2 separate regions of the Homo sapiens genome follow, and region 2 is linked to region 1. Evidence: chromatin contacts called from ENCODE Hi-C or POLR2A ChIA-PET data. All regions are on one chromosome and are shown on one strand. The core of a region is the stretch at or near the end of the contact, and the rest is flanking DNA. Distances in the headings are between cores, read along the strand shown.

The links. Hi-C counts contacts between places; a loop is a spot of excess contacts on that map. ChIA-PET counts read pairs that join two places held with the same protein, here RNA polymerase II (POLR2A). Pooled maps may share reads with other maps.
Region 2: a map of heart left ventricle shows a loop between it and region 1 (3-fold over the local background). The contact joins two enhancer-like sites. A Hi-C loop is called at or near these places in 3 of 168 maps with a recorded cell type or tissue (A673, Caco-2 and heart left ventricle) and 3 of 50 pooled maps. POLR2A ChIA-PET finds 5 or more read pairs at or near these places in 2 of 52 experiments (GM12878 and Panc1).

What each region holds. Positions count from the first base shown.
Region 1 is chr4:53,013,236-53,017,419 of GRCh38, reverse strand. The region is part of intron 5 of SCFD2 (sec1 family domain containing 2); the gene reads left to right. Among named protein-coding and RNA genes, the nearest start is that of SCFD2-AS1, 88 kb to the right of the region's middle. Within about 2 kb of position 2,804, at least 5 of the 41 ENCODE cell types and tissues checked have a DNase peak (open chromatin) inside an H3K27ac peak, as active enhancers do.
Region 2 is chr4:53,319,840-53,323,511 of GRCh38, reverse strand. The region is part of intron 2 of SCFD2 (sec1 family domain containing 2); the gene reads left to right. Among named protein-coding and RNA genes, the nearest start is that of SCFD2, 44 kb to the left of the region's middle. Within about 2 kb of position 2,196, at least 5 of the 41 ENCODE cell types and tissues checked have a DNase peak (open chromatin) inside an H3K27ac peak, as active enhancers do.

The DNA.
Region 1 (4,184 bases), core at 1,555-4,054:
ATAGCAGCAGCATCAGAACTTTGGGTGAGTTACCTCACTATTTCACACAGTAAGTTTTCATTTAACTTGTTTTTATTCATCTTCTCTCTCCTTGTTTTTCATATGTGATTTGAATGTTTCGCACGTTTATTTCTAGTGGGTGAAGAAATATGTGGTACCATTGCATAACTACCTCCACCCCTGGATAATTGTCCTCCTTATTTTTAGGAAGCAGAAAATAGCCTATTGTGTTATAATTAGCCACCGGTGCCCACCCAAATATGATTACTATGGCAAGAACTTTTGCTTCTTTTTGTGTGTGTGTGTGTGTGTGAGACGGAGTCTCGCTCTGTTGCCCAGGCTGGAGTGCAGTGTTGCAATCTCAGCTCACTGCAACCTCTGCCTCCTGGGTTCAAGCAATTCTCCTGCCTCAGCCTCCCAAGTAGCTGCGATTATAGGTGTGCACCACCACGCCTGGCTAATTTTTTGTATTTTTAGTAGAAACGGGGTTTCACTGTGTTAGCCAGGATGGTCTCGAACTCCTGACCTTGTGATCCGCCTGCCTTGGCCTCCCAAAGTGCTGGGATTACAGGTATAAGCCACCGCACCTGGCCAGATCTTGATCATTTTTAAATGTCCTGAAATACTTGGGAAATCTTGAAAGATTCATATTTCTTCAAGATCTCTAAGCAGTTTTTAAAAAAATCCCTACAAGCTCAGTTAAAACTAAATGTTCTAAACAGTGAGAAGTATAAATTTTCTTTCACCTGTCTTCTAATTAGAGCCTCTTACTCATCTGTAGCACGAGTCATTTATTTTGTCTAGTACAAAGAATATTTCGAATACTCATGACTAAAGAGCTCAGGAGTTCTAGCTAAAGAAGAATCTTGAAGCATTGGAGTTTTGAAAATCTGCATAAAGATTTTGAAGATTTTTTAAAGATTCATATTATAACAGTATACCGTTGGTCTAATTTTTCTTAATCTACTAAAAACGAAATAGCACAGGTCAGATGTGACTTGCTTGCTTTCTGCTCCTGTACAATCCAGGAGTGTTAATCAAAAAGCAAAATTTGTGACATCAGTTTTATTTCCATGGCTACTGATTGTAATATTACAAACATGAGATTACTGGCTAGTTCATCATGAAGGTTAAAGAAGATTCCTCCTTGGATAGGATCTCCAAAACCAACACCAAGGGGAATATTATCAGAGCTGCTTCCAGCAGCGTGTCCTTTCAAAAATGTTCTCATTATTCTGAGAGCTTTGTTTTATTTTGTGAGGGTTTTTATCATTTGTTGTTGGTGGTTAATATTTTAATTTTATGTGCTTGTTTGTTTTATTTATTCCTCCACCCCAGGTGACCGTGTAGGAAAATGGTTATTTTAGATGTTAGAAGCCCCTCTGTTAAGAAGCAGTTTCTGCCTTCGTTTAATTCTTCTTCCACAAATAAGATTTATTTTGGAACTTCAGTCAAAAACATCTGTACTTTGTACAGGACAAACATCTGCCTTCCTACAAGAGCTGCTGGCCTTCCTGATGTTAGATAAATGCATTTTGTTCTTTGAAAGCCCCTCATAGAGAAGAGACTGTACAATAAGAGAAGCCCACTCATTCTTGAATCCAGAGCGCCTCGTTGTGGCTCAAACATGTTACTACAGAAGACCGTTTATCAATTTGCTATTTCTCTTCTCCCCAAACTTAATCAGTTTTAAAGGTAGAATATATTTTAATAAATATATTATTTGACCATGCCATATGGTCAAAGCTTCCAGGAACACATAGATATGTGTTACCAACTTGGAAGATAAACTGGGGTTGGGTACACTCAAGTTATTTTTCTAATAGTGATGGAAGACGTGTGCTGATAAGTTTTCAAAGTCTTATCTGAACCGCCTGATGACTGACAACGTGCGTTTGAGAGATTTTGCTTCTCCTGGGAAGCTTGCCCTGATTCTCCTGCTGCTTCTTCCAAAGGTTCGTTTTGTTTTTTGGGTTTTGTTTTTGTTTTTTTGCATATTTTCCTGTACTCCTTACTAAAAATTCTTCAGGGCAGAGCTGCTGTCTTACCTTTGTATTCTCAATGCACAGCACAGTGCCTGGCAAATAGCAGGTCCCCAGTAACACTAGATGAATGACAGGTGTTTTAGGACCAACTGTGGTGGATCAGAAGAATAAAATCCATAATCCTGGCCTGTGTCCTGACCATCCAAGTATATGGTTAGTCTTTATTACTGTGTTTTTTTGTATTTACTCTGTTAAAATTACCTTAAATATAGTGAGCTTTGCTTAATGAGAAACTGATGTAGCAAATAGCAGACCCTGTAATACAGCTGGTCATTTTAACACAGTGCCTTTTCTCCTCCTGACTCACTGACTTTTGGTTTGTTTTGCTAAATCATTACCTTGTAATGTCTAGTTTTTATTCAAAACAACTGCTACTAAGTACTACACCAGTAAAACGTTCTAGTGGATATTATAAATTCAAAAATATTTCTATGTACCCTTATAACAGGGAATGCTGAGTTAATGCGTTTTTCACAAAATAGAGATTCTCTAACCATTTTTTGGTTGTCCCCTTACCGTCTGTACCAAAGCAAGCTATGTAGGACACTGTTTTTTTCAAAAGGTGCATTTAAGTATGTTTTAAGAATTGAGGTATATCCCACCAAGCTCGTGTATTTATTCAAGAAGCATTTATCTCCTGTTATATGCTTGGCATTGTGCTGGAGTTCTGGAGGTGGCTAAGACAGTCCTTCCTGGAGCTCACGGGGGAGCCCAAGGAGCCCTAATATCATGTGATCTGTGCTATAACAAGGACTATAAACACAGAGGGCTGAGGCAGCACTTGGAGAGGGTTGTGCCTATGAGGTTCTTGATAAATGCTGAATAAGCTGAATTCAGGGCCTTCTCAAGGTGAGTGAATCACCTTTGTGTATTGCAAAGGAAAACTAAGAATAGTGTCTTGGATGACAGGGAAGAATAACTGTACAAATAAATGTTACATACCACACTTAAAAATGTCAACTTGGACAAGGCAAGTAAGGAACACATGGATTTTAGGTGTGGCCAGTGAAAATCAGAGACTCTGACTATAATCCCTTTCTAACCTCCCCTTCAGTGCGTAACTAACACTGTTTTCACAAAAACTCTGAAACTTTCTTTTCCAGGCTTTTATACAAGTTGTTTCTTTTGCCTGGAACAATCACTGCCACTCCATCTCCATACCAACTCCTTTCACCCTGGAGGAAGCCTCCTCTGTCTCATAGCACTCTGCACTTCCACATCATAGCGCCTACCATACCATAATGTAAACAGGTCCACCCATTTACCTCCCTGCATCCCCTGCACATGGCAAAGGGTGTATGTCTGTTTTTCTCCGGGACCCAACACATGCTCAGCACCTCAGGCTTAATAAAGATGAGTTAACTCAAATTAGTTAATTTAATTCCAAGTTGCTCTCTCATATAGCATCTCTGTATGGGACTTCAAAATACCAGATATTTTTTAGTTGACCCTTTTTATTTTATACTGAAGCCTTTTCATAAGATGGGAGGACTATAAAATCCCTCCCCTGCACGGAATCCAAGCAATAATACCTTTCCTTCAGTGGTAAACATGTGAAGCTTCTTGGAATTTAAAAAACTATTTTTTAATAAGGAGATATACAGTCTGGGATCTGCCCTTGAGCCTGATTTCTCATCTATAAATGAGGAGATGGGCCTAATGATCTCAGAGGACGTTCCAGCAAAAGTTATTCTCAGAAGCCATATAATAAATGTTATAAAACTACCTTATTACTGCCAACATTTCACATAATATTAAGATTTTGAAGAGTACTCATGAGTAGTTTTGACAGAAATTGTAGAGACTATCTCCCCACCAACCTCTAGAACATAACAGCTAAATGATTTTCGTTGACTAATTGAATGAATGAGGAAAAAAAGCCACATGGCAAAATCCCAAGTAATAAAAAAGGAAATATTCTCACAGTTGAAGGAATTTTCAAGAAGGAAAGGGAGAATTGTCTGCAAGGGTACAAGGTGACATTTATAGTGAAAGGAATTATTTAAGTTCTTCCATTATTTATTTACACAGGAAAGGGCCCATGAATTTACAGTGAAAAACTCTTCTAATAAGGGAATTAAGGCTATGAAACTAACATAGCTGTATTTACCAGTACTTGATAAATGTCATCAGCTAATG
Region 2 (3,672 bases), core at 947-3,446, 310 kb before region 1:
TGCACCTGTAGTCCTGGCTACTCAGGTGGGAGGGTCACTTGGTCCAGGAAGTCTAGGTTGTAGTGAGCTGTGATTATGCTACTATACTCCAACCTGGGCTACACAGGGAGACCCTGTCCCAAAAAAACAACAACAAAAAAGAACTACTGTATATTCTTCTCTCCTCAGAGTTGTAACACTTCAACACTGTTCTGTAGTTCTAGAGTATCAAAGGAGATAGTACAAAACATCTTAACAAAATCTGTGGGAGTTAAGATAGTTAATAATAGGGGCAATGCAAATTCCTATTTCAGCTGAACCAAAACTCAAGCTGGTTTTTAATCAATTGGTTTTTACCAATGAAGAGAAAATAAGCTATAATAATTTTCAACACATCAAGTTTTTCCAAGGCTTTGAAGCTTCATACAAATGTGCATATAGACACAATGGTGTCACCTACCAAAGTGATAGATACTGGAGTCACTGTATAATCATTGCATATAAGATTATGCTGATTGAAATGAACCTTCTTCATGGAGGTGAGTGACAGAAGGGTGAAGCAGGCAGATACATTTGCTTCTAAGAGCTTCTATAAAACTGTCACTAACTCTTTGTCCTAGAGTTCCTTGACACATGAATTAATCCTTAACTTTCCATGGCTTGAATTTGAGCCAAAACACACAGATGTAATCAATCCAGCCTAGAGTTCCCCAGTGGAGCAAGTGCTGATCTGTGTACTGGATCATGTACTAATGTATAGGAACTCAAAGTATATCCTTTAGAGTCAGAAAAATGTGGCAGAGAAGGGATATGTGTTTGGTTTTTAAGTAATCTAATTGTGTTATTGATTTAAAATCCTCATACTGAGTTAATCCATTTATGCATTAGAAATCTATATGAAAAACAGTCTTTCTTATGCTTTACTGTTTTCTAAGAGGAAATTATTAATACGTTTGTGTTGATTATAGTGTTAATCATTAATGGGCTGATAGAGAGTAGGAATAAAAAATGTTTATACTGAGATGAAACTCAAATACTCTCTATTTTATGTGATGGTTAAACAGTTAATACGTTGTTATCTAGTCCGTTTTTTAAGGGTGGATTATTTGTGCCTCTCCTTTGTAGACCATATAGGGTAACTTTCTGATGTTGCCATGCCATTTGTAAACTGTCATGGTGCTGGTGGGAGTGTCTTTTAGCATGCTAATGCATTATAATTCGTGTATAATGAGCAGTGAGGACAACCAGAGGTCACTTTCATTGCCATCTTGGTTTTGGTGGGTTTTGGTCGGCTTCTTTACTGCAAGCTAAAACAGCTTGCAGTAAGGTCTTCATGATCTGTACCTTGTGCTAACCTCCTATCTCATCCTGTGACTTAGAATCCCAAGCCATTTGGGAATGCAGTCCAGCAGGTCTTAGCCTTATTTTACCCAGTCCTTATTCAAGATGGAGTTGCTCTGGTTCAAACGCCTCTGACAAGCCCAGGTTAGGTGTTGCACTTTCCCAAAGTTCTCAATCTCTGTTTTTATCACCCTGCTGGAGTGTGCTCAGTTTCACCTTCCCTGCTAGATGGCTAGCTCCATGCAGGCAGGGTGTGGGAGGATGCTCACAGCCATGTTTCCAGCATCCATGCCCAGCTCACAGAAAGTGCTTATATTTTGAAAGAAAGAATGAACAAAGGGCTGCTTTCCAGTACCAAGGGACTCTGTCACATATCTTGCACTTAGCTGCTTTTGCTTCTATTGAGATGAAGATTAATTGGTACATTTGTTAAAGATGTAATTGTTTTAAAAGGTAGTCAAGAGGAAAGATGACTATTGAAGCCTCTGTGAATAATTTAATTAGAAAACCTACCTTCAGAGCTCATTAAGCTCACCCCTCATGGAAGCCATTATTCCCTGCTGTGAAAAACTATGACTCAGCTTGCCTTCTGTTTAAAATTAGTTGAAATTGTTTGGGTTTTTTGTTGTCATTGGATTTCTGTTGGAATACTGTGACTATTATTGCATATCCTGTGATTAAGCTTAACTTCCTGTGCATGCCACGAAGAAACTAAGTTTAGTCACAAGATAATGGTACGCGTTCACATTTCACCCTCATCTCTTAATTGCATGCCTTCTACTTGATTGAAGTATCACCATGATTCAACATTCAGCCACCTTTTAAAAATTTTGCTGTCTTCTTTCTATTTTATTTGGTGATGAATATTTCCTGTTAGTTTCTAGCAGACTGCATTTGACATTTCATACATGCCAACCCAAGGCAGCTTCTAAGATTTCATTCAGAGTTGAGTAATTCTGGTGAATAAAGAGCCAGGAATGAACTGAAATGACCATATTTTCATGTACAGAAGTTTCTTGAAAGACCTTAAAGAGCTATTTGTAGCAGGTTATTATTATGTGTATGTCATTGGTCTTCTTCAAACATGACAATTTGTAAAAACAGTTTGATTTTTAAGAATTCAGAATAATTTATCAAAAAATGACAATTAGTATGTATTGGCATTTTAAATAGTTACTGACAATATAGAAACTACTTATATTTCATAGAATAAATATTCTACTTTCATGTTGTATATTTCAAGGAATCTATTTTAACAAATTAAATTGTATTCTGGTAGCTACAATGAATTCAGTTTATGTCTTTTGAAACCATGATATTAAAAACAGAAAAAAGGGAAGAAATTGTTTAATTTATATTCCACAAGCTGTTGGTAATTTTTTTGTTGTTGTTAATTCTTTTTATTGCTGTCACTGGACTTGTGAAAAAGAAAAAGAGGTTTAATAAAAGAAATAGCAGCATGGGATATTCACTTATCTTTTGCTGACCTTTGGAAAGTTAATCAAATTTGTGCATGTGAAGTTTGAGGACCATGGCATAATGGAAACCTTATTTTTATTTTTTATTGATTTTTTGAGACAGGGTTTTACTCTTCTCTCCCAGGCTGGAGTGCAGTGGTGCAATCTCAACTCACTGCAACTTCCACCTCCCAGGTTTAAGTGATTTTCCTACCTCAGCCTCCTGAGTAGCTGGGATTGCCGGCGTGCACCACCATGCCCAGCTAATTTTTGTATTTTTAGTAGAGATGGGGTTTCACCATATTGACCAGGCTGGTCTCCAACTCCTGACTTCAGGTGATCCGCCTGCCTTGGCCTCCCAAAGTGCTGGGATTACAGGCGTGAGCCACCACACCCTGCCTGGAAACCTTATAAATATAGCTTGTTGGGGACCCAAGGAATCTCAGAAATTGGCATTTTAGTTCAAGCCTTTTATTTTACAGAACAGTGTAGAATTATGGTAAACAGATGGATTTTGGAGTTCACAGCAACCTGAGTTCAAACCCTAATTTACTGGGCATGTAATTTGGGTAAACTGTTTTATCTCATTTAGAATCAGTTTTTTCACTTATGAAATGGGGTCCAATGATACTTATCCTGAAAGGTTGTTGTTATTAAATGAGATAATATAGTCATGCTGCCTATGACATAGTTTTCAATAAGTGAAAATTATAACATTAGTAATAACTGTAAGGGGATATAAAGCACCAAAAAGACTAACCAAGTTACAGAAGCAGCCCATTGGCACTTCCAGTGGTGGACCTGAGCTGTAATCCTCCTTTTTAATTTTTGTAATATAATGAGATGTTAGGCAACTCGTTTCATTTTGTCTCAATTTTATCAGTGTTAAAAATAA